5 separate regions of the Mus musculus genome follow, and all the other regions are linked to region 3. Evidence: chromatin loops called from intact Hi-C (ENCODE). Cell type or tissue: heart. All regions are shown on one strand. Links, peaks and the distances in the headings refer to the core of each region. The heading gives the core; the rest is flanking DNA. Region 1 holds the start of Nudt21 (nudix (nucleoside diphosphate linked moiety X)-type motif 21). Region 2 has its middle 11 kb from the start of Gm39228. Region 3 holds the start of Bbs2 (Bardet-Biedl syndrome 2 (human)). Region 4 holds the start of Amfr (autocrine motility factor receptor). Region 5 holds the start of Nup93 (nucleoporin 93).

Region 1 (5,978 bases), core at 409-5,408, 61 kb before region 3:
CTCTCCTCAGTTGTTCTTGAGAAGGGAAATCAAGGTAGCCAAAAGGAAAAGATTAATTCCAGAGGTCAAATTCTAAACATAAAGTAGCTCTAAAATAATAAAAACATGCCATTTTCAGGGGACTTTAAAGACTATCAACACTTTTGCGGTAGATCCAAAAATGAATCTTATACCAACAATATTAGGAAGAAGTTACTACACACAGTTTTATGTACTGTACAATGCATTACATGAGTTAACTTTTGGTTTCCCCAACCTACATTACAAAGAATTGAGACTAGCCACAACACATTTCTATTGCAAGGGCTATCTCCTACATCCCAGGATCTCAGCAGAACGAAATGTTCCAATTTCTAGCTGTGAAATCTGAGCAGCAGCCCACAAAGAGCATATTCTCCCCCACATCATACTGTAGGCATCTTAAAGCAGAGTGTGCATCTACACACCGGGCCATGTGCATGCACACAGTGGTACACTGGGACCCATCCAGTGTTTCCTGAATGGGAATGGACTGCAGAAACAAAAGATGTACTTGCTACTTAATGGGTAACCCCCTCAGGTGAACTCAAGTTCACAGCACAACAATTTTACTTCTCAACACTGCATTTACACAGGAAGCAAAAGTTACGTGCTCAACCTGCAAAACCGCCTGCTCAAAGTACATGGATTTCAACAACTCTCCCCAGTGGCTGCTGTCAACAGACACAGTAATCAAGGAGAGTTTAGAGAAGACCTATGGTGAAGTCATGCTTCCAATTTTTCACTTTTTTGAGGTGCTGGCGATAGAATCCAGGGCATTCCACACACGAGGCAAGCCCACTACCAGTTAGCAAACAACTCCTGTGCTCCTCCACTCTTTTTAAAGGAGCACTCGCCTCTCCCATTTTATGGGAATCTTATAAGCACTTAAGTGACAGAAAATTAAAGTGCTACTGTGAATTGTGGGACAAAAGTAAATTTGCACAGACACGACTGTCAACTATTTCCACATTTTATAAACCTTGCATTTCATTACCGAAGTTTGCGTGCCATTACTTGTTTTGTCAAAAACAATAGTAGTAGTTGTTCTTGAGAACAGTTCTCAAGAGCTCAACAAGTTTTCAACTTCATGTCACATTTAGTTTTAGGAGGAATGGTTTATTTACTTGAATATGAGAGATTTGTTTATTTATTTGAATATGAAAGGTGAGTCACTAAAATGACTTACACAAACCCCACTCTCAGCAATGTCTTGCACATTTTAAACAAATAACCAGTCTAAACTGGACACTTTTTTCCCATTAGAATCAGCTCCACACTAGGGAATGAGGTACCAAACATTATAAGCTATATCCCAATCTCAATTTCTTGCCACAACAAAATTTTGTTTGAGTGATCCCGAAATGCAATCATCTGCTTAAGACAAAGGTTTGTTGAAAACAAAACAGCCTGCAAACAGGCTGTCGGGACAACATGTAAGGTACCTCCGACCTCTGAAAGTACAACCAGACAACAGAGTGTGTCCTCGCAATTTTAGGTCTACTGGGAGTCTGCAATGATACTGTATGTTGGCACTTTGGTAGACAAGACATACAAATGCAAAAAGGTAGACCAAACAGCGCGAAAATTAATAAAATGTGGCCACTGGATGGAACACTACCCAACATTTAAAGGGGGAAAAAAAAAAACTAGGATGTCAGAGGTTAATCTGGAAAAGTTACTGTAAAAGAAATGTACACCCTACAAAACTGAGAATTGTTCAAATAAACACAAATACATGTGCGATGAAACAACCAGCAACGGATTGAAAGGATACACACATTATGAATTCAAAGCAAACGCAGGTTCTAACCATGGCTGAATGAAGGGAAAGGGGGAAACGAACCTCGCTTTTAAAATAGGAAAACTGCCAAGTCGGGGTCGAGAAACAGGTCTAGGAAAGAAAGCGCGCATCCCGGAAGGGACAACCCGCATCCGGCGTGAGGGAGGAGCGCGCACTGGGAGAGCATCAACGGCCGAGGCCGCGCCGCACTTACAGATTAATGGTGCGCTCCAGGGTGAGGGGCTTGGTCTGCTGGATGTACTTGTTGCCGAACTGGTTGACCCCCCGGGGCCAGCCCGTCTGCGAGCGATTGGGCGGCACCACAGACATGCTGAACAGCTCCGACGCCGGGGACGTGCAGAAAGCGGGGGCCCGGGGAGACGTCCGCGGGGCGGGCAGCGGTTATCTGCGTCCCGCTCAGCAGCCACCACCCGCCATTAACAGTCGAGAGCAAGAGGCGCGGAACACACGCCGGAAGTGAATACGCTCCGGAGGCAGGAAGTTGGGAGGCAGGCCACTGCGACCATTTGACCAATTGCTGGCGGCGTGACGCAATATGTTGATCTCCCATTGGTTATTTTTGTGGAGATCCCGCCTCCCTGTGCTTTACTGCCTTTCCATTGGGTAATGCTGGTGAAATAAGGAAAGAGGGTTTTCGGGAACTGTAGTTTCTGGAGGGAAGTAGCGTCCTGACTTCCTTGGCGTGGGTCTGTGCACCGTGAGAAGATGAACGGGAAGCGGCCGGCGGATCCTGGCCCAGCGCGGCCAATGAAGAAGGGAAAGAAGCAGGTATCGGCAGAGTTTTCGGACGCTGTCACTGAAGAAATCCTGAGGAAGCAGGTGGCTGAGGCCTGGAGCTGCCGGACACCGTTCAGCCATGGTAATGGGGTGCTGTAGGGAGGCGCGGCAGCAAGAGGTGTGGGGAGGATCGCAGCCACCTCCGACCCGGGCGCTGACTGCTGCTCGGTTCATTCCATATTCTGCTTGATTTGGCAAGCCTGGGGAGGAAAATAAATATAAGCTCCGGACACTATGGGGAAGTGGGAGACATGTAGCCTGGGGGTTGAATTCTAGAATCAGAGGTCACTCAGAATCCCTCTGCTGATTGTACGTCATTGGGCAATGCATATAACTTTGCTTAAGGGCCAGTTTCTTCGTTTATAAAACGGAATCGTTAATAGTATTCCCCCTCCGAAAGATGGGATTGACAAACTAATGTTTGTAGACATTCATAAACGTTTCCTTGAGAACCGGTAAATAGCTAGCAAGCGAGGGTCACTCTCCGCTGTTACGTGGACTGTCTAACCCACGCTGGTGTTGAAAGCTGCCAGAGAAGCAAGCACCTGGATTTACCAGTTTTCACGTACCTTGTCGTTGGCCTAAGTGACGCACAAAACCAACATAATCTTGAAAGGAACGATCATTCCAGACATAGCTACAAGTTATTACCTTATACAATGTGACTCTGGCTGGGTGCGTCTTGAATTTTCTCAGACTTGCCGATTGTCTGTTTCATTTGAGTGTTTAAACAGGGGAACCCCTGGGCGCTCAGGACGCAGGCAGAAGATGATTACATAAAATGCAGGCTCCGGCTGCCCAGAGACTTCTCAGTTTCTTTGTCTGTTGCAAAGGCGTAGTGACTATATCATCGATTCCTCAGTTGTAGAGAATATAAATGAAATAATGCTTATAAGGCACCACTGGGTCAAGATTGGTTGTTATTCATAATCTAGTGGAAGTGAAATCAGTTAGAGGTTAAAAACCACCTGTTTTTTTTTTTTTTGTTTTGTTTTGTTTTGTTTTGTTTTTAAACCCAGAAATTTAGGGAAAGAAAGGGTGGTATTAAAGAGAAATAGCCAGCCAGTTTTGCTACTCTTATTATTTGTTTTACTTCGCTCTGGAGAGAATGAGTTAAGAATCTAAAATGTGGGGCTGGAGAGATGGTTCAGTGTTTAAGAGCACTGACTGTTCTTACAGAGGTCCTGAGTTCAATTCCCAGTAACCTCATGGCTCACAACATCTGTAATGGGATCCGATGCCCTCTTCTGGTCTGTCTGTAGAGAGTGACGGTACACTCATGTACATAAAGCAAATAAATGAATAAGTCTTAAAAGAAAAAGAATCTAGAATGCATTTGATGCAAGAGTCAGTAAACTAAATAACTTAAAATAAAAACTAAGAGCTTCCATTGGCGTCGTCCCTTCCACTCATTAAAGCCTAACAGGGAAGCATAGTATCTGAGAACAGTAGTTTTGAATGAGCACAGTTCTTCATGAATTTTAGTCTTTAACGATTGGACTACCAGAACTTCATGATGGTCTCTTCTTGTATTCTATTATGCTGCTTGGTGGTCAGACATACAGAAGAGAGGAAAGACCAGGGTGCTATTTTCCTTCCAACAGAAGCTATTGCCTTGGACATGGATCCTTTCCTTCACTGTGTGATCCCAAACTTCATCCAAAGCCAAGACTTCTTGGAAGGACTTCACAAAGAGCTTTTGAGCCTGGACTTCCATGAAAAGTACAATGATTTATATAAGTTCCAACAGGTAATTTATTCTCATTGCATTCATTGGCTCTTCCTCCCCAGAAATCCCTTAGCTATAAAATCATCCACTAATCATGGCTACAGAGATAGCTTAGTGGTTAAGAGCACTTATCGCTCTTCCAGAAGCTCCAGTCAAGTTCCCACATCGACTTCAGGGGAATTCATGAATCCCTAAAATCACCCAGTGCGCACACCCTCAGGCAGATACACATGCATCCATGCAATTTATCTATTTATTAAGACTCAAGGCTCTAGATTAGGTTTGTTTTCATTCTTCACCTTGGCATTGTCAAACATTCCTTTAACATGACCTTACTGAGTGTTGACTGTGTATTAATTGCTGTGACGGTTATCAGGGAGATTTTTGACAAAGTTCTGCTCTCTACCATCTACAGTAATAAAGATGATAGTGACAGAGATGAAGAAGAAATGCTTTAAGCCTGTAAGTGAGTGGACCATAAACAACGGGATGACATATCCCTGCGCGGTGGCATGGTGGAGAGTCTTCTATTTCAGTATAATAGCCGTTCAAACTCTTGAGTTCATGTCTTGGCTTTTGTGACTTGACATACTGTAGTTACAATATTCTGTACTGCAATATATCTAGGAGGAAGAGAAAACTGTTTTCCTTTGGGCAGTAGCAGAGCTGTTTTGACCCGAACACTGTGAGTGCACTAAGCACATACTCTGCTGTTGCTTCACCTCCAATTTCCCATTCTTTTTTGGTGGACAGTAGAAGTTAACAAAAGGGATTATCTTGAAATCTAAGTTATTTTTTCCTACTCTTAGAAGGCAGCCCTGTCTAGCACAGAAGTACAAGTCGTTGGTTTCCCCAGTATGAAGCCATCTTTAACATGTGGATCATCGCTCTCTCATAAACTCTCTAGGCTTGTCAGGGTTGAAAAATTCAGAAAGGGGCTGCAGAGATGGCTGAGCAGGTAAGCATCCTGGCTGCTCTTTCAGGGGACCTGCATTCCAGTCACAGCACCTAAATGGTTGCCCCCACCCATCTATAACTCCAATCCCAGGGACTGGATATACATGAATATATACCCATACATGTAAAATAAAATTAAAATAAAATGAGGAAGCAGATGAAGAATTATCTCTGCTTTCTTTGCATTCCCCCTTGATTTTATCTGGAATAAGAGAGTGATTAACATCTTACTCTCTTACGCTTTAGCTGATCATCCGCTCAGACCCTACCCCACTCTAGTTTGTAGACCTTGTACATATGATTGAATAACCCAACCTAAATACTCACATGATGAGACACTCAGAGATTCTAATGAAAATCATACTTTTATCCAAGTTTATTAGATTAATGAAAAACCACGGTTATCTGCTGTTATAATTATATCAACTTTTCAACCCTAAGCAATGTGTAATTACTAAGTTGAGGGGTGTGTGTGTGTGTGTGTGTGTGTGTGTGTGTGTGTTCAGCAATGTGGATGTACATGTGTGCCTTTTCTCAGGCACTATCCACGTTTACTTTGAATCAGTTTCTCATTAGCCTGAAGCTCATCATCAAGTAGGCCAGGCAGGCTGACCAACGAGCTTAGCACTGAGATTGTAAGCACATGCCAGCCAGCTTCTTCTCTGTGGGTTCCGAGGATTGAACCTACATCCT
Region 2 (5,978 bases), core at 328-5,327, 96 kb after region 3:
AACTGGTGGGCCAAGCCTGGGACTTGCGTTTCCATGGGAAATGCTGTATATCTCATTTTTCAAGGGATGCGGGGTGGCTGGACATCTTCTGAGAGGGCACCCACCGTACTGTGTGAATTCTGAAAGCAAGCCCTATACCATCTGGGATTCTCTGGGCACAAGCTGCAGGGGTGAGGTCTAGGTAAATTAGGCAAGGCAAATTCATTAAAAAAGGACTTCGGGATCCATGAGGTTGACAGGAATAGCGGAAAACTAGACTTAGAAAATGATAAACCGGGCTGGAGAGTTGGCTCAGCGGTTAATAGAGCACTGACTGCTCTCCCAGAGGTCCTGAGTTCAAATCCCAGCAACCACATGGTGGCTCACAACCACCTGTAATGAGATCTGATGCCCTCTTCAGGTGTGTCTGAAAAAAGTTACAGTGTACTTACATAAATAAAGAAAAAAGAAAAAAAAAAGATGTTAGGCCTTGGTCAGAAGGGTAAAGAAGAAGCCTGGGTTCGCCATTTTTGTCACCTAGTGGTGGCTTCTCTTTTTATTGTCTGCCTCTCAGGGCTCTATCTGACTTCTAGACCCTCACCAGCATTTAAGAGGCTTAGGCAGGAGGATTGCAACACGTTCAATCTAGCCTAGACTACATGGTGAGTTCCAGGCTAGCCTAGCCTAGGCTACAGAATGAGACACTCAAGGGGGGAAAAAAAAGGGCCAGGCACAGTAGCACATGCCTTTGATCCCAGCACTCAGTAGACAGAGGCAGACAGATCTCTGAGTTCTAGGCTAGCCTGCACTACATAGAGATAGTAAGGACCAGGCCAGCTGAGACTACACAATGAGACCTTGTCTAAGAGAGAGAGCAGGAGTTCCAGAGAGTGAGAGTATAGCAGTTGCGTGTGGCCAGGTGACAGGCTGTGTCTCATGCACAGCCTGGCTGGGGTACAGAGTTGACACAGCTGACATCACCCCTTTGGTCTTGCCATCGGCCACTGCTACAGGGAACAAGGTAACCTCTCCATGACCGGCCCACTCCCTCAGTCGGAGGAAGTCCAGCTGTCTTGAATGGGGAGAAGGTGGACCTGGCCACCAGCAGGTTCTCTAATGGGACCTGGGGCCTTGCCTACCCCTGATTTCCCCTGGGAGCTGCTTTCTATACTTGCTAGAGTCTTGGCAGGAAATCAATGAGTAATTGGGCAGAGCTTAATAAAGAGATTGTTTACAAGAGAGTAAAAAGGCTCAAGAGGGTAAGTGCAGGCTCTCAGGTCTGCAGCCCTGAGGAGCAGTGGCCAAGCAGGCCTGAGTCCAGAGAGCAGCAACCTGAGAAGCTATGTCAACTTCAGCTGTGACTGGCTGGCTGCCACTGGACATGACAAGATGGAGCCAGGGGAGTATAGTCTAGACCCGTCCTCTCTCTCCACCTCTTTGCTGGTTTTAATTAACCAGGTTTTGTCTCTGTGGCTTTTGGATGTAAGGAATTCCTTGGTCTCTTGTACACCAATTTCTCCAGCCAGACACAGTCCCTCAGATGTTCACTGTGAAAGCAGTCTCAAAGGACATTCATCGAAGATACTTGACCCAACTATGGGCCCCAAGACCACAGTGCAGATCCTACAGCCCAACTCTAGGCTAATTCCTTGGTCCTGCACTCCAAGAGTGGTCCCCTGGGCCCCACCTTTTCTTCTCCCAGCAAAGAAGTGTTGGCTTCATTCTATTGACCACACCCAGAGTCTGGGCTGACATCCCTTTGTTGGGGAGGAAACTTGTGGAAGGGGGGGCCTTCCCCCATAGCATTGAAGAACTGCCCACTGATTCGAGTATCAGAAGACTCTATCGCCGTCACTCCTTGTCTACTGTGAAACACGCTCACAGAAGCTGTTTCTCCTGTCCTGGTCCCCACTCTCCGGCCTGAGAAAACTCTCCCCAGGGTAAAATTCAAGTCTGTGTCAATATTAAGTGGCTCCCCAGAGACATACGGGTCATGTGGGCCTGGTGTGCGATGGAAAAATCAACCCTGAATCCCCATAGAGAGCTCCCTAGGCGGTAAGAAGCCAAGAGGGTAGCCCAGGACTACTGGCATCTTTGTGTCCCCTTACCATACACACCCATCCCAGAGCCTGCCCTGCCTGACCCAGTGGAGGAAGCAGAACGAGAAAATGCCTGGAGACAGAGTCTTACCTGCTCACTTCCTGGGTCGTGGGGAGCCACGGAAGGTTAAGGGGGAGCCACGGAAGGCTAAGGGGGAGCCACGGAGCGAAGCAGTGGTGTGTTCATTCCTGCTTCTTGCTCTGTCCTGTGGTGGACCGTGATGAGGACCGATTAATGACGATAAGTAAGACAGGCCTTTCCCTCCTGCAGTCCCGAGCTTATGATTTGAGAGGTGCTATTAAACACATAATTCAGAACAAGTATCTGGGGTACACACCTGTCAGGTCTTAGGCCTCTTGCCACGCTGGTCTCCTTTTCTAAGCTATACCTGTTTATCTGTATCTTCGATGCACTGGTTGTTTCTTCAATGGGTTTTTTATTTTTATATTATTATTATTTTTTTAATGTATGGATGTTTTGTCTGCATGTGTATCTGTACACCACATGTGTGCCTGGTGCCAGAGGAGGCCAGAAGAGGGCATCCAAGTTACAGTTGTAGGTTACTGTGTGGGTGCTGGGAATCTAACCCAGGTGCGCTGGGAGAGCAGCAAGTGCTGTAATCTCCACAGCCCCGTTGATTCCTACATGAGCTTTAAATCAGGTTCTCACATAACCCAAGCTGGCCTCAAACCCAATATGTAACTATGGATAACCTTGAACTTCTACCCTGCCTGCTTCCATATTCTGGGACTACAGACATCTGTGATCAGGTCTGGTTTTATGAGATGCCGGGGAGCCAACCCAAGTCATCTTGCCTGAGACGTGCGCTCTGCCAACTGAGCTGAGTTGCCAGCTTGTTTATAGTGAACTAGTCTGTGCTTTATAAAGATTTCCCCAGTTTTCACCTGAAGTCCTTCCTGTTCTAGGACTGGATCCAAGATACACAAGCATCTGTGTAGCCCAGGCCGCTGTTTTATGATTTAGATTATAATGTTTTGTGAATTAGATCACATGTTTTGTGATCTAGATTCTAATCCAATATTGCCTCATCTTCTTGTTCAGACCGTTGCAGCTTCAGCCACTGGGAAGTCTTCCAGTTGGTTCCTGGGTTCCGTTCCTATATTAATCATTGTAGATGAATCATTTTTTTTCTGTACCCCCACCCCCGCCTCTTCCTCCCTCTCTGACACAACAGGCATGAAGTTGTGTGAGGTGATTTCTCAGTGCTTGTTTAAAAAAAAAATACTCCAAGAAATCAAAACAAGAGTCTTCTGACCTCAGTTTCTTTTCTCTTTCTTCCTTCCTTCCTTCCTTCCTTCCTTCCTTCCTTCTTTCTTTCTTTCTTTCTTTCTTTCTTTCTTTCTTTCTTTCTTTCTTTTTAATTTTTTCAAGAGAGGGTTTCTCTGTATTGCCCAGGCTGTCCTGGAACTCACTCTGTAGACCAGACTGGCCTCAAACTCAGAAATCCACCTGCCTCTGCCTCCCAAGTGCTGGGATTAAAGGAGTGTGCCGCCACTGCCCGGCTATGACCTCAGTTTCTTAAGAACAGCATCTTGAGGATAAATAAGAAAGTAAGGGTTGATAGTGATGAGTTTGTGTGTCAAGTTGACAAGGGGTCAATTGTACTGGCTGGTTTTGTGTGTGTGTGTGTGTGAACTTGACACAGACTGGAATTATCACAGAGAAAGGAGCTTCAGGTGAGGAGATGCCTCCATGAGATCCAGCTGTAAGACATTTTCTCAATTAGTGATCAAGGGGGAAAGGGTCCATTGTGAGTGGTGCCATCCAGTAAGCAGCACCCCTCCATGGCCTCTGCATCGGCTCCTGCTTCCTGACCTGCTTGAGTTCCAGTCCTGACTTCCTTTGGTGATGATCAGCAATGTGGCAAGTGTAGGCTGAATAAACCCTTTCCTCCCCAACTTGCTTCTTGGTCATGATGTTTGTGTAGGAATAGAAAACATGACAAAGAAAAATTGGTACCAGAAATGGGTTATTCCTGTGACAACCTGACCATGCTTTGGGGAGGACTGTGGAAGGACCTTGGAACTTGGAGCTAGAAGAGCCATTTGGTGTTAAGAGCTCTGTGGGATGTTCTGTAGGAGCTTGGAATCGTAGCTTGGATAATGTTGAGAACAGTGCAGAGGATGGAGGCCTGGTTTGTGAAGTTTCAGAGGGAAGATTAAGAGGGTTGTTCTTGGGTTAAGTTTTCCTCCCCCTCCCAGGTATAGCAGTTGGGAGTTCGTTCACTTCAGATGATTGCTTATCTGCCTATCGATATTTGTTTATATGCCTCTATGGAAAAGCATGTTTGTGCTGCATGCAGCTTGCCTGTCAGTCACCTGCAGCTTGCCTGTCGTCACCTGCAGCTTGCCCTAGTGATTGGATACTTTACTCATGCAACTTCTCTTAACCCTCAGAGTATAAATTGTCTGGGGCTCCCAGTAAGGTTGGCCGTTACATGAGATGTTCATCTGCCTCACCTGTGTCCCACCACCTCTAGAGTCATGACACCCCCCCCCCCCACACACACACTTTCTTTTGTGCCATGTCATTATTTTCTGTTTGTGACCATTTTTCTAAGGGGTGTTTATATTTTTTCAATATAGGGATTATATAGACCCTCCTCACTGCCCCCAGCCCCTCCCTGGCTGTTCCATCTGAGACAGGTCTGTCTTACTGTGCAGCCTAAGGGGGCCTCTCTCCTATGTTGCTGAGGACAACTTTTAACTTTTCATCCTCCTGCCTCCATTTTTCAACTGCTGGGATTACACGTGTGTGTCACCATGCCGCTAACACGGTTATTTCAGTACTGGGAATTGAGTCCAGGGTATCATGGATAATAGGCAAGCATTCTACCAACCGAGCTATATTATATCAACAGCCCAGGATCTTACTTTCAAATGAATAACATATATCAGGTTGTTGTGGTGGTTGTGGTTGTGTTGTTATTGTTGTTGTTTTGTTTTTGAGACAGGGTTTTTCTATGTAGCCCTAGCTGGACTGGAACTCACAGAGAGAGCTTCATGGCTTAGCTCAGCTTGCTTTCTTATGGATCCCAGGGCCACCTGCCCGGAATGGCAGCCCAGCCCCACCCCTACAGTGGTCTGGGCTCTCCTACATCCATCATTAATCAAGAGAATGTCCCACAGGCCAATCTGCTGGAGGCATTTTCTTAATCAAGACCTCTCCTTCCTTGCCAGGCATAGAAAACAGTGCCTCTGGTCAGTCTCAGCACAGTGAAGCAGAGGCAGGGAATCTAGGCCTGGGTCAAGGCCAGCCTGGTCTACATAGGAAGTTCCAGGCCAGCCAGCCCTACCTAGTGAGGCCCTGTCTCCCCTTTCCAGATATGTCTAGGTGTGTGAGAGAGACCAAAACAGGAACAATATACCTTTCAAGTTAATGGGAGACCAAAGTGGGGAAAATGTGGCTTGCAGGTTAAGGGTTCTGTTTGCAGTTGAGACAGTTGAGAATAAATTCCTGTTTCCCTGTGCAGGTTAAGGGTTCTGTTTGTAGTTAAAGCATAAGTCCTTGTGTGAAGTCCTTGGAAGTTAAGGTTTCTATTTGTAATTAAGAACAAATTCTGGGGGCTGGCGAGATGGCTCAGTGGTTAAGAGCGCCGACTGCTCTTCCGAAGGTCCCGAGTTCAAATCACAGCAACCACATGGTGGCTCACAACCATCCGTAACGAAATCTGATGCCCTCTTCTGGAGTATCTGAGGACAGCTACAGTGTACTTGCATATAATAAATAAATAAATCTTTAAAAAAAAAAAAAAAAAAAAAGAACAAATTCTGGGTTGAAGAGATGGCTCAGCGGTTAAGAGCACTGGCTGTTCTTCCAGATGTCTTGAATTGATTCCCAGCCAACACATGGTGGCTCACAACCATCTGTAATGGGAT
Region 3 (5,790 bases), core at 1-5,000:
TGCCAGTGCAACAAACTCAGTGAGAGGCAAACGCTGAGGGAGTAACCCACCTCTGACTGAATTTAAGATGTATTCCACAGGACTCATCACCCACAATTCCCTCTTCTTTCTCTCTCCTCCAGCCAAGCAAGATGCCCCAAGGAAAGAAGGCCAAGGGGAAGAGGGGAAGAAGGTGGCCCCGGGGCCCCTGCCATCATCAAGAAACAGGAAGTCAAAAAGGTGGTCAATCCTTTGAGAAAAGGCCCAACAACTTTGGCATTGGGGAGGAAATCCAGCCCAAAAGAGATCTAACATGCTTAGTCAAATGGCCCAGCTACATCAGGTTGCAGCAGCAAAGAGCCATCCTCTTTGAGTGGCTCAAAGTACCTCCTGCCATTAACCAGTTCACCCAGGCTCTGAACAGGCAGACAGCTACTCAGCTGCTTAAGCTTGCACACAAGCACAGGCCAGAGACAAAGCAAGAGAAGAAGCAAAGGCTACTGGCCCGTGCTGAGAAGAAAGAAAATACCATTACATAGTATTGCATAATTTAAATATATGTATCAGTGTGTGTCTATACCATATACAGTTCATATCCTATTACATATTCTGACATGATATATCATATACATATACACTCTGCTTACTCTCTCAAATGTAAGCTCTAGAGGTGAAATTTCATTTATCGCAGTATCTGCAGAGTTAGGAAAAGTGTCCAGCACATGATTGTACCTCAAATTAGGGGTTAAGGTAACACCAGTGGGATATCGTTGCCTCTTATATTGCAGTACTCCATTCTACGAACATGTATATGCACATATGCATATGTGGATGCGAACTTCTTTTGGATGTTTGTCAGTGCCTGGGATAAGGGCAGCTCAGGAGGCTGAACCCAGGCTGTTGAGTATGTTAGGCAATCGTTCTACCACTGAGTTACATCATCAGCCTTTTTAATATTACTATTTGAATATTCGTGTGTGTGTGTGTGTGTGTGTGTGTGTGTGTGGGTATGTGTGTGTGTCCAGGCTCTATAGCACATGTGAAGGTCAGATGACAACAACTTACAAGAGTCAGATCTCTCTCCATGTTGTGTGTCCCTAGGACAGAACTCAGGTCATCAAACTTAGCAGTGCATGCCTTTATCCAAGTGACAATTGGACAAAGAACTCCCTTCTTCTAAAATTTTAATTTTGAGACAGGGTCTTCCTATGTTGCCCAGGCTAGCTTTGAACTTATGATCCCAATCTCTTGAACAGATAAAATAACAAATGTGTAGCACTACCTCAGGACTGGTAGCGCCTCTTAACTAGTAGCATCACATACCAAGACGAATGTTCAGCATTTTACTTCACCATACCAGTTTATGAAATCATAACCCATTTAAACGAATCCTTATGTTCCTGCTACGGAACCCTAGAAGTAGCATATAAGGTAACATACAACACACATGGCAGTGTCTTGAAAACTCCTTACACAAATGCAATTGTGTACCTGGCATACCTGCTGAGTCTAACAACAAGAATTCAATCTCACTTTCACAATTTCTTTTGTTTGCAAACTGGGTCTAAATCTGAATTTTTTTTTTATCTGTGACCCTGACACCCCTTTCTCAGTATGTGGCTCATAATAACCATTTAATGAACACTTAGGTTATGGGGATAAGATCTGAATGTACGTGATCAAGGACCAAAACTACAATCTGAATTTAACATTGGGTTGTTGTCCCCACCCCACCCGCTTCCTCCACTGTAAAGAGGCAAATATGGAAGAGAATCCTGGAGGCAAGCAGAGGCCCTGGGCATGAATCTGGAGTCAGCAATCGCTGCTACTCCTGGACAAGCGCTCCTTTTTCTTGAGACTTCTTTTCCCTAGGTTCCTGATCTGTCCTCAATACTGTTCAACACTGAGAACCTGGTGATAAAAAACGTCACTGCTACAAAGCTGTTCTTTGAAATCCCACTTTGATGGGACTGGAGCCAAGGACAGCGGCGACCGGTTGCCAGGCAATGCGGGCAGGGGGCGGGGCAGCGTGAGGGGCGGGATCTGGAGGAGGCAGGAGTCCGGGTGGGAGCGGTTACCTTGCCCGCTTGGGTGGCGGCAGCCAAGCACGGGTGAGTCCCGTCGTAGCGCCCTATGGCCACCATGCGGGGGCTGATTTTGTGGCGCAGTTTCAGAGTGAACACAGGCAGCAGCATGATGGCGCCAGCTAGGGGCGGAAGACAGATGCCCGACGCAGGCGCAAGGCAAGCAGCTTGGCCGGCCGGTTGCCTAGCAGCGGATGAGGAGTAGGAGGTAAATACACGCAGGACTGCGGAACGCCACAGGCCCGGCGCCGGAAGCGCAGACTAGAGCGCGATCGGTGTCGCCAACTCTCTCTACGCCTGCGCGGACCCTCCCAGCGGCAGAGCTACGCAAGTCCCAACTAGCTCCTGCGACTGCGCAGTGGCGTCGTGCCTGGTTGGCCTGCGTTCTTTGTCTGTCCTCGGACTGCGGCTGTAAATTAGTGTTAGATGAAGCCTTACCTTGGCGTCTGGGATGGCGGTGTCTAAGCCAGTACCTCCCCAGGATTCTCTGTAGCGTGTCAGCCAAGCTGCACCCCGTACACGCCACACACTATGTCACCCTTTCATTCGTTCAAGAACTAAGGCTTTACGGGGCGGATAGTTAAGTGGGTGAAGACACTTGATACCAACCCTGATGACCCGAGTTGGAAGCAGAAAACCAGCTCCAAGGACATGCACACGCACGATTAAAAAAACAAAACAAAACTAACGTTAAAGTGCTTAGTGTATCCCTTGCTTTAGCTGTTATGCCCAGGCAAACGTCAATAGTAACCCGAAAATAATAATCCCCTCAAGATAAAAGTAAAGAGTATAGTTTATTTAAATAGTTTAGGTGGTAAATATAAAGCAGTAGAGAACGATGCAAAGTTGAGGGACATGGGAAGGGAAAGAGTACTTCTCTCCCAAGTCCAGTTAAGGCGCTCCACCAGCTGAGTCAAGATTTTCAGGACAATTAGCATTTGTACAAAGTTGCTCAGCTAGAGACAACATGCCCTTTATATGAAAAGACTTTCAACTAAGAATGTTGAAAAAGCACTGAATCCTGCTTAAGTACTAAACGGACATGGCCTTTCTCCTTTGCCAGCTGTAAATCTGTAATTTGCTAGGGACCTCACAAGAAACCCTACTTAAATAAATGATGTGACTTAACTCTTTACATCCTTGTGACAAGTCGGTTCATCTTAGCAAATTGCAAACTCTACTCAAAGCACCGGTGAAGTCACCTTATAAACGTATTCATCAAAAAGAAGGGAAAGAAAGAAGAGTAAATGTGCGGGGGGGGGGGGGGGGGGGGGGGGGGGGGGGGGAGTAGAAGAAAGGAACTAGCAGGTGAGAAGGATCAGCCAGCCATAGTATGCATGAAAATGTCATAAAAGACCTGCTACTTTGTAAGCTAATTTTCAAAGTAAAACAAAAGAGAGAAAGAAGATGGGAGTGGGGTGGAATTCCTAACAGCCCATTGAGATATAACTAGAGCTACTAAGCAGTCTATGTAGCTGATAAGATACTAAGTGAGTCGTTCCCTCTTGAAACCCACATCCAAGCTTTTGGCTATGTATTATTCTATCCCTTAGCACCTATCCTCTCTTTTAAACTCCTTCCCAGCCCCTCCCCGTTATGCTTATATTATAGTATAGCATATTACATTACATTAATTATGTATGGTATATGGTGTGTGTGTGTGTGTGTGTGTGTGTGTGTGTGTAAAACAATACCATGTGTTCTAGGGACCAAACTCATGTCATCAGCCATGTTGTTTTTAACCTGCTGAGCCATCTTGGTGACCAAAATCTCAGGAAACTTCAACTGCTTCAAACTGTCTGGTCCTGGAATTCTTTGCTGCAGTGAAACCAAGAATCCTGTTGTCACTTGGATGGAGGTCTCAGAAAGGAGTGCCCAGTGCTTGGGCTGCTGCAGGTGGCAGAGTGGAGCTGTATCTCTGGCACACACCTCACTGCTGGTGGCAACAGGTAACCTTATTTGGAGAGCAGTCTTTACAGATGTAAGTTAAAGAGCTTGAAATGAGGTCATCCTGGATTAGAGTGGCCCCTAATTCTAATGATATGTATCCTTTTAAGAGGGAGAGAAGACAGAAACAGCCATAGGCACCAATTGAAGATGCTACTCTAAACTGAAGAGTGCCTGAAGGCTCCCGAAGCTCAGAATTCTTCCCTAGAATGTTCAGAGGAAACAGTCTCCTATTAATACCGTCATTTCAGACTTCTGGCTACAGATATGTGTGGGAACGATCTTGTTTTAAGCCAGAAATGTTTGAGAGTGGGGAACTGCTTGTGAACTTCAGGGATATATTCTTTTAGATACAAACATGCAAAATTAAAAAGTTGCAACGAACCATTCATTCTGCACATATGTTTGAGAGCCTACTGTGTGCCCGACAATCTTCCAGAGAATAGATAGCAATAACAGACAAATCTCTTCTCTCCTAGAACTGGCAAACAGAAGTCAGAGAGAACAAGAAATGCACAGCTATTAGAGTAAGCACCTTAGGGAAGGTCGGGAGAAGAGTTAACAGAGGATGAGGGGAAACCATATTTACTGAGGTGGTAGGGAAAATAAGTTCCCAAGAAAATGACATTCAAGCAAAGAATTAAAGTAAGTAAAGAAGCCAGCTACCAGGGAGAAGGTTCCAGAATGTGGAAGTGCCTTCTGGAATAGCTATTTACCAGTGACAAATGAGATGAGCAGCCACTGCCATGGGAGACTGGGGAGCAGGCACAGGGGAGGGGGAGTCAGAAGGATGTCAGCCCGGATGACAGACTGACAGCTGCTAGGAGCAAAAGAACAGCTGGGAAGCACTGTAGTGAGTGGTGGGAGATGAGCCTACACTCCTCTCAATGTCTGCATTTTGTATCGTTGTACAAATGGGCATCATTTTTCCCCCAAGTCTGTTGATATGACTGTGGCTAATTGCAATCTCCTTTGGGGATAATGTCAAAAGATTCATTCTGAGTAGCTTGATGGGATTCAAGACCCAAGCCTTGGCCCTCTCAGACTAATAGCCCATGCTTTTGATTTCCGCCAGAACTATTCCATACCATCCCTACTCCCTATAGATCACCTGCAGACTCCCAAAGACCAGGAGCATCTTCCTTCCTAGCCAGCTAATGGAAAGTGCCTGAAATCTGTTCTTTTGAATCAGAACTTACTTCATTCTATGTAATCCTTTCTCTTTAGCTCAAGGGATGTACTTCCACAAAGCCCCCAGGTCGCTGAAGTCACTGATCCATGTTAGCTTCTGACATGAGTTTGATAGGTCAGTTCTACCGGGAACAACTTGAAAAGAACGGATCTTTAGCAAACATTTATTGAAGGTCTGCTTGTTCCAGACAGGGATATAATGGCAAGCAAGGAAGGCATAACCTGTCCACTATGAATCGTATATCCTATGGGATTTGGGGACTAGCAGACATTAAACATGAAGACAAATAAGGTCATTTGATCTGACCATAAGACTGATTGATGTGCTGGGACTTGGGAAACGCCCCTCAGAACAAGTGGCACTAGGATTGAAAGCTTATAATGGAAAAGTGACAGCTCCAAGAAGAATAACAGAAGGTCATTCCAGGTAGAGGGAACAGCACACACAAAAGGCCATGGTGGGCAAGGATAAGGATATGACTGGAACCCACTGTGTGAGACTGGGAGATGTCAGCCAGGCCACGATGCATTTGTGGGCTACTCCAAGCTTGAGATTTCCTCCTTATTGTTCCAACAGGCCCATGCCTAC
Region 4 (5,978 bases), core at 565-5,564, 86 kb before region 3:
TCCCTTCACTTGGACAGCAGAGAAGAGCTATTTTAAAATGTCATCTGTGCCATACACCGAACTCCTCTCACAGGCAGAATCCAATCACGCTAAAAGGGTTCGCCAGACCACTGTACAAGAGCAGAGAAATGGAGCCCTCGTGTCCATCCCTGAAGACTTCACAAACAGGCAGCCAGTGGATCCACGGGAGGTGCTGATAGCATCAGCCCAGGAAGGGCACACGCCTGACACGTCAAGGTAACGTTAGATAAAAGTTCAAAGCAGCATCCAGCTCAGGGAGAGAATAAAACGCAGGTGCAGGTGTGAAACAGAAAGAATATGTGCACATGTATACGCGTGCAAGCCACAGAAATGAACTGGGTAAAGGACTTGAGGCTGACTGTTTCTTAGGTTCCCATTTAAGGCCAGCACCAGCTACAAGGAGCTGAATGGGATGCAGGTGGAACAGGGACCTCCTTTCGCTGTCTATCACTTTTGTTTACTTTGACCTTTGAAATATGAACTTGCAGGATCTGTCTTTTAAAGTTTTAAGTTTAGAACCAACCTAACCAGTTCTGAAATTCCACCTACTTTTCTCACTGCATGTGGCAGGAGGAGTGACAAGCCAAAGATGGCTGTCATAAGCCACAAGTGAGCCTCAGTGCCACACCTGAAGAGAAGGAGCCTCAAAGGCTTGTCACCTGTCTCTCAGCAGGGCCACCTCCTCTTACCTCTGGTCTCCTTCCAACCTCTCAACTCCCTTTAAGTCAGAGAAGCTGTAGTCAGTCCCACACAGCAAGCCTTTCTCCTACCTGGAAACCCCACAGGACTTCACATGTGTTCTATTGTCACCTATTGTAAGTAGCCTCATTTACATATGAGTCATTTGAGGGTAGGGGGGAAGTGCTGTTGGTAGCTGAGTCTTCCTCAGAAAGGTTTTCATCTGCCTGTGCTAATATCAAACCTCCTGAGAGACTACTGCATGTGTTCTACAAAGACAAGTTCTAGAGAGTCTGACAAAACAATAACTAGTAAGACTTCCGACTGGCAATGACAAAGGACAGGTTCTTGTTAATCTTGCTTGGCATTGGCAGACAATGTTTTGTTCTTAGGCGGGGAAGGGGTTCCCCCCCTTAATGTCTAAGGCCTATGAGTGAGGCTCAAGAAGCATCCATTTTGACAAAGGCCCACCACACTGACACTCAGTGTTACCTGCCAGGAACAGGGGAGGTTTTTAAAGAGTGTGAGGCATAGCTGCGCAAAGTAAGTACTAAACGATAAACAAAACTCACAGCACACACAAGATAGATCTGGGCAGACACCATGAGTGCCAAAACTCCAGAGGACATGCAAGAAAACCGAATAAAGCTCAACTGAGAAATAAGGATTCAAAGGAGGGGAAGGAATGATCAATCTATATGAGGTAAGACTGTGCAAAGAAAAAGAACATTCTTTAAAATGACAATTCTCAGAAACGCCAAAGGGAAGGCCTTAGATTAATGTTTTATGAAATGTTATTAACCTTGGAATTTGAACGTGGGTTTTGCAAGAAGAAACTTACGAAAAAAAAACATTAAACAATACTATTGGCTGTTCTAGTAATAGAATAATGGTTCCAGCTTAAAACAAGGTATCAACGACTACATACACTATAGTCTTCACCCTTGTCAAAAGCACTCCCAACATAATAATTCTAAGTTGTTTACCCTAAAGACGAACAGTTCATCTTTTCTTAGGAGTAGAGAAAGGGGAACTTTGCCCTTCACTGCCTTCTATGAAACTATGCACCAAAGGACCAGGAGGCGTCATCTGCAGCCCACGAAGTTCACAAATCCCGCTGCTTCCTGATGAAGCACAGTGGGAATAATTACAACAAATGAGTTGCATTATAGTTCTACAAACTTATAACATTAACCCCTCAGTCATTTACAGCCTTCTCTAGGCGCCGTGTGGGGAGATACGATCCCCACCAAGCCACAGGAAATCCAAGTGACAATTTTTTAAATCCGGGAGCAACTTTTCCTATTTCTGAGGGTTCATAGAAGAGGCACTCAAGTGCAAGGTGAGAGCAAAATTTTCTCAGATCTGCCCAGCCTAAAATGATGTAACAAACGAAGCCAGTACTTGTGGCATGTGGACATTGCTTATCTCGCACCGGCAGACAAACTAGAACCCTTGTTTCAAAATGGATCGCTAAACGGAGGAATCGCGTTCAAAGGAGGGGCTGCCACACCGACCCGAAAGTGTTTTGCTGCTTTCTGTCAAAAAGGGAACAGTCACAAACCATCGCGGGGGGTGGTTGGGGGTGAGATAAAAGGACGTAGCTGGTCTGTTTGCTTCGTTAAATAGCGCCCATCGGGACTAACGCATTGACAAATAGCACCATTTCGAAGTTGTCTGGCGAAGAGTAAAATGTCCCCCTAACTTCGGCCTTCTCTTCGTCGGCGAGCCGCCCCCAACAACGCCGAGCTAAACCGGACGTGTCGCGGCTTCTCACAGCCTCGGGTCGCCGCACCCCGCCGCCCTGGAGCCCGCGGGTCCGACCGCCCTTGCCTCGACTGTTCTCCCCGGCATCCCGACACCTTCTCTCCGCGGCCCGCCACGCTCGCAGCGCCGCTGGGCCTCGAGCCCCACGCGAGGGCCGCGGTCCCCGGGCCGAGGAGGCCGGGGTCAGGGCCCGGCCACGCCCCCCTGCGGATAATGGGTGACATGGCGGCTCCCGCCCGGCCGCCCGCCCCCGCGCCCGGCCCGCAGCCTCGCTCACCCACACGAACAGGCTGTCCGACAGCAGGTACTGGGCCACGTCGCGGGCCCGGGGGCCGCCGGCGGTCAGGCGCGCCTCGGGCTGCAGTGGGGCCGTTAGCGGCTCCGGCTCACCCGAGCCGTCCTCCGGCTGACTGAGGGCGCGGTAGGCGCTGACGATGGTGCCCAGCAAGGCCAGGCCGCTGAGGCCCGTGTAGGTGCGGAGGCTGGGCCACGGGAAGCGCTCGAGGAAGAGCAGCGGCATGGCGGCAGCGACGGGCTCCGGCCCCCGAGGCTTCCCGCGCTGCGGCCAGGCGCCTGCGGCGGCCTTGCGAAAGGCGCCCACGGGCTCTGGCGTCGCTGCCGCTGCCGCTGCCGCCGCCGCTGCGCCGGGCCGAGCCGGGCCGCTCCTAGCTGCTCGCGCCGCTCCGCCCCGCGCCGCTCCCGCTGCTGCCCCTGCCGGCGCGGAAGAGCCTCGGCGGACTCGGGGCGGGCCGCCGCCCCTAGCGGGACGCGGGCGGGACGGGCGCGGGGGCGCGGCCTTCGTCCCCCGCCCACAGCCGGCGCTCTGCAACCCCGAGAGCACAGGACCCGGCCTGGGGCCCCGCGTCCCGGCCCCCTGCAGCATCCTTGGCGACCCTGGGCCCACTGAAGCCACGAGCGCACCCGAGCCGGGCTCTGGGGTGAGCCTGGCCCGTAGGCAATGACGGCAGGCCTGTGTGCGTGGTCAGGCGGCAGGGTGAGGGTGCGGGACCCCTGCCCCTGGCCACTTGTCGCTTGTTCCTCCCCGCCAAAGCTGGTAAACCCGCCATCCCACCACCCTGTAGACTAGAGGCTTCCTTGGTGTCCTAAAGAAGCGACATGATGCTTAGGAAATAAGAGAAGCCTTGAGATAGAATATTTTTAAAACGGAGGAACCAATTTAACCAGAAATAAAAATCTGTTCCCTCTTAGCTACAAGTAAGAATGTCAAATGCTGCTTAGTTTCTTGGAAAATACCTGTTCCTAAAAGGTAAACCAAAGGGTGACCTTCGTCCTGGCAGTTACACTGCTTGTTAAGTAAACATCCAAGAGAAATGAAAACAGACACCCACACAAAGTCCCTACATTGAGGCTGACAGTAGCACTACTCCTAAAAACCAGAGAGGCAAACCTCGAATTATAGCGTTTGAAAATAAAGTACAGATAATGCTACAATATCAGAGAATGTTGACGATGTCTGAATCAAGCCACACACAGATATCTAAATTCTGTGTGACCACGCTGATAAGACAAATGCATGCAATGTAGAGTAGAAGGGGAGTTTGAAAGAACTGGAGGTGACAGCTAAAGAAGTGACAGGTTGGGGTACTAGTTTCCTGAAGTGAGAATTTCTAAAGTTGCTGTTATACAACTATGAATACACTCAAAGTCACTGAATTGTACACTATAAACAGCAGGTTATATCTATGTGAATTACATAAGATAACATAGGGTACAGTTTTTAATTATTATATCCCCGAGCCATGTGTTAGTGCCTATCCCAGAATGTAGCTCTGTAAACAGCTTTGAATTTTCCAAATTTTCTAATGTGGAGAAATTGTCTTTGTAGTATTTTTTCATGCCAAATATTTCTATAGATCTTTTAAATCTGAAAATTAACCACTGTTATAATTCTTAAAAACATCTCATCATGAGTCTTTGTACAATATAGTTCCCTTTGGTTCGTTCCCAGTCATTTGCAACATGGCTTGTGAGATGAACCATTTGCTACAAACTGGAGTTTGATTCTCATAACTCCCCCAAGTTGTCCTCGGACTTCCATATCTGTGTCTCCCCCACACATAACTAAATGTAAAAATAAAATACCAAGCCGGAACACTATTGTCCAAATAATGGAAATCTTTATTCTGAAAAAAACTTGGGTGGTAATTTTCCAGAGAGATTTTTACAAGGTCAGATCTGAGTCACGATGATTTTTAAACCATTCATTTGTGATGCACACTCAATGTAAGCTACAACCCAGCAGTATTAGATACCAAACTTGTCCTTTCATATTGATGATAACAAAGCTGCCTTCTTTCATCTCAGAAGCGTGGGCTCTCTGAAAATCCAGCATCTGTAACAGATGAAATTAACCCAGCTCAGCTACACTTTAAGATAAGGCCAAAGATTTTGGATGGCTTCTGTTTTGAAAGAGAACAGTCATTGTTCTATTCCTTTACCCTCAAGAAAGTGCTCTGCATGTCATCCTTCCTTCGAGGACCTGTTTGAGATGCTTGTTCTCAGTCTAACCCAGTCTGGCCTCCAGCTCTCGGCAATTCCCCTACTGAAACTCCTGTTAGGGTTAGAGAATGGAGGGCATGAACCACCACACCCAAGCAAACACCTTCTGTTTCCCGAACCCTTTTCCTCCTCCTTCCCTCCTTCCCTCCCTCCCTCTCCTCTCTGCTGCACTACTGGAAGCTTTACTTTGAAGACAGGGTCTTGATAGTCTTGAACTCCTGGGCTTTAAACAATCAGCTTGGCTCAATCTCCCAGGAAGCTAGGACTTTGGAGCATGCCACAGGCCAGTGCAAGAAGGATAAACTCTACAGTCCTTTTAAAGATTATGTGAATTTGTGTGTGCCTGCACAAGCTAATGTGTATCACATGTACCCTGGTGTATCACACGTATGCGTATCACACCTACCTACCAGGTCTCAGATCCTCTGAAACTGCAATCACAGGCAATTGTGTGTTGCCATGTGGGTGCTGAGAATTAAACCTGGGTCTTCTGAGTAGCCAGAGCTCTTAACTGCTGAGCCATCTCTCTAGCATCTCCTCTAAAGTCTTAACCAGAAGCCAGATCAAAGTAGCTCCCACTTGTAACCCTGCAGATGAAGAAACAGTCCTTAATGATAGGAACAACAGGTAGTTAACACAACTGTGTTGCAACTGTAAGTATCCAGTCTTCAGGCTCTGAATCCAATGACTCCATCAATTGCAGGTAAGTGAATCTAAGGACATGCTACAGAAAAAAAGGGAAGAGAGAGCTAGGCAATGGTGGCTTACACCTTTAATCGAAGCATCTGGGAGATGGAGGCAGGCAGACCTCTGAATTCAAGGTCAGCCTTGTCTACAGAGTAACATAGAGAGCCTATCTCAAGGGGGGAGGGGGGGGAGATGGATAACATTGATCGATAGTCCAAACCATCACTATGCCAAAGTGGTCCCTTACACAATGGACCTTACCACAGACAAGGAAACTTGTCTTTGTGGGATCACTACTGGTCTAC
Region 5 (5,978 bases), core at 415-5,414, 120 kb after region 3:
AAGCAGGTGTGGCCGAGTTGGAGGAAGTGTGTCACTTGAGGTGGGCTTTGCCGTGTCAGAAGCTCAAGACTAGTCCGTTGTCATTTTTTTCTTCCTGCTGTCTGCCAATCCAGATGTAGAACTCCTGCACGCTGCCATCCTTCCCAATATGACTACAATGGACTGAACCTCTGAACTATAAGCCAGCCCCAGTTAAATGGTTTCCTTTATAAGGGTTGTCATGGTTACAGTAGCTCTTCATATAAATAAAACCCTAACCAAGACACTGGCCAACATCTGCTTGCTTTGACTAAATGAGTCTTACTATTGTAAATTTGAGGCGCACCGGTCACTACTCTCCTTCCCTACACAGGCAAAAGAAAGGTCTGAAGTATTGATTTTTGTCATTTCTATAGATCAGCAGGTCTTGAACTGTTGGTCCTACATATCAGATATTTATATTACAACTTAGCAGCAAAATTACAGTCATGAAGTAGCAACAAAGTAATTATATGGTTGGGGGGGTCACTACAACATGAGGAACTGTATTAAAGGGTCTCAGCATTAGGAAGGTTGAGCACCACCGCTGTAGAGCTTACTGAGCCAGAGGTTCTGAATTCTGCTGGAAAAATAGAAGCTGAGTTATTTTATAAAGAACTTAGTGGTGGGGGGCAATTGGAGAGTTGGCTTAGTGGCAAAGAGTGCTTGTTGTTCTAGGAGAGGACCCAGGTTCTATTCCCAGCACCCACATGCTGGCTTATGACTGTCTGTAATTCCAGTTTCAGGGGATTCAATGCCTTGTTCTGGCCTCTGTGGGTGTCTGGCACAAACACGGAACACATACACATATGCACACAAAAACACTTATACCCATGACATTAAAACAAAACATAATTTCTGGGGCTAGCAAGATGGTTCATCAGATAAAGACACTGATGGCAAGTCTAAGGACCTGAGTACACACACACACACACACACACACACACACACACACACACACAGAGAGAGAGAGAGAGAGAGAGATCTCTCTCTCTCTGTCTCTCACAAGCACATTAATTAAGGTCATAAAAATAATAAAATCTTTTGTGTTGGCAAGAAGTCTCAGTTGGTAAAGTACCTACTGAGCAAGCAAAAGCCCAGTGTGGAGGGTGGCTCCTGTAACCCTAGTGCTCAGGGGAGGAGGGCAGAGACAGGTAGATCCCTGGAGCTCACTGGATAGCTATTTATGCCCATTGGTAAGCGCTGGGTTCAGTGAGAGACCCTGTTTCAAAAAATAAGGCAGAGAGTGACTAGAGGAAGCCACCCAACAGCAACCTTTGACCTCCAAGCACATGTGCACATAGCTGCCCACATACTTCTGCACATACACAAATATATACCACAAACATACACATGCAGGCAGAAAGAAGTTCTGTGCAGCTATAATGCTAATCATTGTGGGCATCTTTGTATGTTAATTGTATTTATGTTTTATAAGCATATAAGGCAAAGCTGACTAGAACACTTTATCAAACAGGCATCTACCAAACTAGAATTATTAATGGTGACAACCTTGCCTAGGCCTGTGTTCACATGGTCCTCATTAGGTCAGGACGGTGACCTTCATTGAAAGATTAGACATGTTCGAGACTGTGCAATCCAAAAAGTGCCTCTTTAACGATTACAGGCTATTACGGGAGCTAAAGCAATGGCTCAGCATACTGCTCTTGCAAAGGACTTTGGGTTTGGTTCCTAGTACCCATGCCGCCTCACAACCACCTGTAATCTTACTCCGGAGATCTGATGACCTCTTTTGGCCTCCTTGAGCACCAGGACACACACACACACACACACACACACACACACACACACACACACACACTCACACACGAGTGCTTACAGTTAGCCCCACACTCTTTTACATTTGTCAAAACCTCCTCCTATCCAGGTCTCTCCTCTCAGCAGCTGCTGAGACCTGCAGCTTGCCTGTCCTGTTATTTTTCTCTCAAACTCCCAACAAAATTGTTTTCATTCAGCGCCTGTTTTCAAATTTCTTTTACCCACTAGACTAAGAACCTCCTGAAGGGTTCTTGTATATCCCAGTGACACACTTTGTTCCCAACGCGGCCACACTGAAGTAATCTCTTTTCTTTGGGTATCACCACTGCTTTTTTCTGTAATTGGCCAACGGGGCAGGTGGCCAGCCTAGCTTGCTTGTTCAGGCTGCCAAAAGACAGCCTTTTCCCTTGAGAAACTCCAAAACATGTTTTTATCTTTCACCTTTCAGTTGGAATGACACCTTTCCTGGCCATCCGACCATTTTTCTTCAATTAGTTTGCTTTTCCGTTCTTAGCTCTCCTAATTACTGCTGCATTTATTCACTATATTTTGTTTCCCTGGCCAAGCTGAGAACTGCTTGAGGTCAGGGATCTTGTCTGCTGTGGAAGTCACCGTGTTCCCTGCACCTAGAACAGGCCCAGGCACTTGACTGAAGCTCTACACCGAGTGGCCGAGCTCTCTGGGTCTGCCCAGCATTGGGAACTGCGGAAATGCTTCCTCTAGGACTGTCAACTCCAACCACGTGGGCGGGAGCAGGGCGGAGCTCCTTGACTTACTTGTAGCGACAGCCCCGCCTCCGGCCCCGCCCCGCCCCCACGCCTGTGTCCTCTTGCGGGTCTCCATAAAGTTCATTTGGCGGCGCAACGCGCAGGGGCTTCTGGGAGCTTACTGCCTCAGCCAATCAGGAGGCGCGGGCGAGCGGCGCGAGAAGCGGCGGCGGCGGCGTAGTGAAGAAGCCGGCAGCGGGCGGCGACGGAGGCAGGTAAGGTGTGTGAGGTGTGGGCGCCCACGCGGCCCCGAGCCGACCCTGGGCCCGAGTTCGGGGCCTGGCCTTGAAGCAGAACACCGAGCCTAGTTCGAAGAGGCTCGTGCTTCCTCTCTTGCTGTAGCTGGGCATGCCGGCCGGCGACTGCTCGCCGAGTGCTGTGACTAGGCTCTTCCGAGCGTGGTCCTCCCCACTGGTGCTCTGTCGCCACGCCCACCCACGGCTGCCAGGCGTCACCCGGCCTGACTGCCCTCTTTGGGGCGTGGGGGCCGTTCTTCTAGAGAATGGCTCTTCCGGGTGAAGGGGCGGCCAGCGAACCCCTGTCAACTTTAATCTCCTTTTACGGAGAATCCGACAGGATGCTAATGATTGCCGCTTCGGTTGTCTCACCTGTTTCTGGGTACCCTGTATCCTGTCTTCTGTAAGGGATGCCCAAGTATATTGGGTCCCTTCTGAAAGAAAATCACAGCATGGGCGGCATGGTGTCGCTTTCAAAGCGAGTTGAAGCCAGCCTGATCTACATTAGACCCTGCCCCACCCCTACCCCCCTAGATGACTTTCAGTACAAGCAAAGGTCAGCGCTTTAGTAATAATAACAGTAATACTAATCATAGAAATAACAACAACAATAGTAATATAAGCTCCCTGTAGTGAGCTGTAAGGCTTTTAAATAACGTGACCCATACTTTCAATGTCTGTTACACCCCACATTCTCTCCCCACCCCCAACACCACCGCAGGACATGCTTTGACTTAAGGGCTTTGTTCTTGTGGTTGGATGTCTGTTTTGTCTGCTCTCTTTCTTGGAGTCTTCACTAGGGCCATTAGAATCTAAGCCTTTCCTCACTCTTCTTGTCTTCACTGCTTTTTTTTTTTCCCCTAAGCATTTAGGTTTTATTTGTCCTATGTATTGTTTGTCCTTCCCCGACCCCTGTAGAACATGAGTGCCTACCTAGTACTTAAGTTTGGTACACAATAAAGTAGGTGCTCAATAAATATCAAATAAATGAATGTTACTGATATTATAGGCTTGTGGTGAATGAGACAGGCTTCTTTCTTGGGAAGACATCACACACATAAGCAATAAACATAAATATTAAAACCATGAGACTTGAACTGTTGGAGCTGTGGTGAACTTGGGTTCTTCTCCCTCCCTCCCTCCCTCCCTCCCTCCCTCCCTCCTCTCTTCCTCTCATTTGTGTGTTCTTGTGTGTCTTTTATGTATGTGGATATTTCTGTGGAGGCCAGAAGAGAGTGTCTGATTCCTTGGAGCTAGAGTTACAGACAGCTGTAAATCACTGATGTGGGTGCTGGGACCTGGGCTGGCGTCCTCTACAGAGCTGTAGATTTTCTTAACTGCTGAGCCATCTCTCTTACCCCTGAGCCTATAAGGTAGATGCATTTTGAGGTGTTTGTGTGTGTGTCAGAGTAAAGATCAGGAGGAGGTCCCAACTCTGTTATGGTCACTAGTCATTTTAATTAGCAAACATGTTTTTAGTTCTATTATGTGCCAGGCTTAGGTCAATGCTCAGGATTCAGAGTTAAATATCTGTGAACCTTCCTCTACGGGAAGAGATGTTTGAGAAGTGGTCACAATTGCTCCGCTAGGGAAGAATGCCTAGAAGGTTCAGAATAAGTAGGGAGGGCCTTCTCTGTCTGTGGTGGGGATGCTTGTGTGCTTGACAGGTACAGGAGCGGGAAGGGAAGAAACTGCCAGGCTTCCTGAGGAGCAGAGATGTGTCAGGGTACAACTGAAGAAGGAGGGAAGAGTTGAAGGTGGTGCATGGCGCTGTCTGTTTTACAGAGCACCTCATGCAACCATGTCACAAACTGAGGTTGAGGTGCCCCAACTGGTCTAAAGTGGGAGATATTTTGGAATGGCCACTTTGGCCACAGGGAGAGTGTGTTAGAAGAAATGGGAAGTTTTAGACTGTTGAGGTAATCGGGAGGAAGGCATGAAGGTCAGAGCAGAGGGGAACGGTGAGGGCATGACTTGTCATGAGCTTTGAGAAGTAAACTTGGTTATAGGCTAGTCTCAGGGGAGAGGGGAGCCAGATGGTTTCTGGCTAAATTGACTGTTGTGGGGACCCAAGGTGAGGAACTAGAATTGTTGCTGGCATCCATAGATCAGTCAGGAGTAGCTATCAGATAGACAACTAGAAATAATTGGTTTGGAGAAAGAATTGGATGGAATTTAGAGATGCAACAGTCTTTTTTTTTTCTCTCTTATAGTATGGCCACTTATAGCTATCTCCCCTTTGTTTCAAACAACCTAAAGCTTGAAATGTTTTGTAGCTTTATGTTTGATGTATACGTGTGTGTGTGTGTGTGTGTGTGTGTGTGTGTGTCTGTGTGTGTGTGTGGTGAGATGCATGCCCATATATGTTTGGATGTGTGTGTGTGGGGGGGTGAGATGCTGCCCATATGTGTTTGGATGTGTGTGTGTGTGGGGGTGAGATGCATGCCCACATGTGCTTGGATGTGTGTGTGTGTGTGGGGGGGGGGGGTGAGATGCATACCCACATGTGTGTGTGTGTGTGTGTGTGTGTGTGTGTGTGGTGAGATGCATGCCCATATGTGTTTGGATGTGTGTGTGTGAGATGCATGCCCATATGTGTTTGGATGTGTGTGTGTGTGTGTGTGTGGTGAGATGCATGCCCATATGTGTTTGGGTGTGTGTGTGGGGGGGGTGAGATGCATGCCCATATGTGTTTGGATGTGTGTGTGTGTTGGGGGGGAGGTGAGATGCATGCCCATATGTGTTTGGATGTGTGTGTGTGTGGGGGGGGGGTGAGATGCATGCCCATATGTGTTTATGTGTTTGGATGTGTGTGTGTGTGGGGGGGGGGAGGTGAGATGCATGCCCATATGTGTTTGGATGTGTGTGTGTGAGATGCATGCCCATATGTGTGTGGATGTGTGTGTGTGTGAGATGCATGCCCATATGTGCTTGGATGTATGTGGGGGGTGTGTGAGATGCATGCCCATATGTGTTTGGATGTCAGAGGTCAGGAGGCTTGACGTTGCTGTTGGGTGTTTTTGTCAGTTTTTGAGACAGCAGCTCTCATTGAACCTGGAGCCTACTGATTGGCTAGACTGGCTTACCAATGAGTCACCCAGGGTCTACCAGTCTCTGTCTGTCCCTCCCTCAGTGCTGGTGTCAGATCGATGCCACCATGCTCAGCTTTGTCCATGGG

The links. Hi-C counts contacts between places; a loop is a spot of excess contacts. Peaks named below come from ENCODE experiments on the same cell type or tissue, not always from the same donor. Only the 100,000 strongest peaks of a DNase experiment are listed, where the experiment ranks them.
Region 1: a loop joins it to region 3, with 2.5 times the contacts of the local background. A loop is called at or near these places in 4 of 42 quality-filtered maps.
Region 2: it touches region 3 in a loop (6-fold over the local background); 27 of 42 quality-filtered maps call a loop at or near these places.
Region 4: it touches region 3 in a loop (5-fold over the local background); 2 of 42 quality-filtered maps call a loop at or near these places.
Region 5: a loop joins it to region 3, with 2.8 times the contacts of the local background. A loop is called at or near these places in 14 of 42 quality-filtered maps.

The regions. Positions count from the first base shown.
Region 1 is chr8:94,034,762-94,040,739 of GRCm38, forward strand. Nudt21 (nudix (nucleoside diphosphate linked moiety X)-type motif 21) reads right to left here and starts at 2,278. Exons shown (of 7, transcript NM_026623.3): 1 at 2,016-2,278. The coding sequence starts at 2,131. It overlaps Ogfod1 (2-oxoglutarate and iron-dependent oxygenase domain containing 1), which reads left to right and starts at 2,437. Exons shown (of 13, transcript NM_177767.4): 1 at 2,437-2,681; 2 at 4,204-4,349. The coding sequence starts at 2,528. In heart, for the core only: no CTCF peak of the experiment used is centred there; a DNase peak (open chromatin) is centred at 2,360; H3K4me3 peaks cover 3,030 bases; H3K27ac peaks cover 1,570 bases.
Region 2 is chr8:94,191,875-94,197,852 of GRCm38, forward strand. No RefSeq gene overlaps it. Among named protein-coding and RNA genes, the nearest start is that of Gm39228, 11 kb to the left of the region's middle. In heart, for the core only: no CTCF peak of the experiment used is centred there; a DNase peak (open chromatin) is centred at 3,157.
Region 3 is chr8:94,096,179-94,101,968 of GRCm38, forward strand. It overlaps Bbs2 (Bardet-Biedl syndrome 2 (human)), which reads right to left and starts at 2,331. Exons shown (of 17, transcript NM_026116.3): 1 at 2,058-2,331. The coding sequence starts at 2,174. Gm39226 (a long non-coding RNA gene) reads left to right here and starts at 3,364. Exons shown (of 2, transcript XR_879106.1): 1 at 3,364-4,012; 2 at 4,121-4,394. In heart, for the core only: a CTCF peak has its summit at 2,196; a DNase peak (open chromatin) is centred at 2,313; H3K4me3 peaks cover 1,637 bases; H3K27ac peaks cover 1,761 bases; H3K27me3 peaks cover 242 bases.
Region 4 is chr8:94,009,476-94,015,453 of GRCm38, forward strand. Amfr (autocrine motility factor receptor) reads right to left here and starts at 3,165. Exons shown (of 14, transcript NM_011787.2): 1 at 2,744-3,165. The coding sequence starts at 2,986. In heart, for the core only: CTCF peaks have their summits at 2,671 and 3,222; DNase peaks (open chromatin) are centred at 2,566 and 3,326; H3K4me3 peaks cover 3,080 bases; H3K27ac peaks cover 2,250 bases.
Region 5 is chr8:94,211,853-94,217,830 of GRCm38, forward strand. Nup93 (nucleoporin 93) reads left to right here and starts at 2,712. Exons shown (of 22, transcript NM_001357266.1): 1 at 2,712-2,779. In heart, for the core only: a CTCF peak has its summit at 2,429; a DNase peak (open chromatin) is centred at 2,619; H3K4me3 peaks cover 1,699 bases; H3K27ac peaks cover 1,669 bases.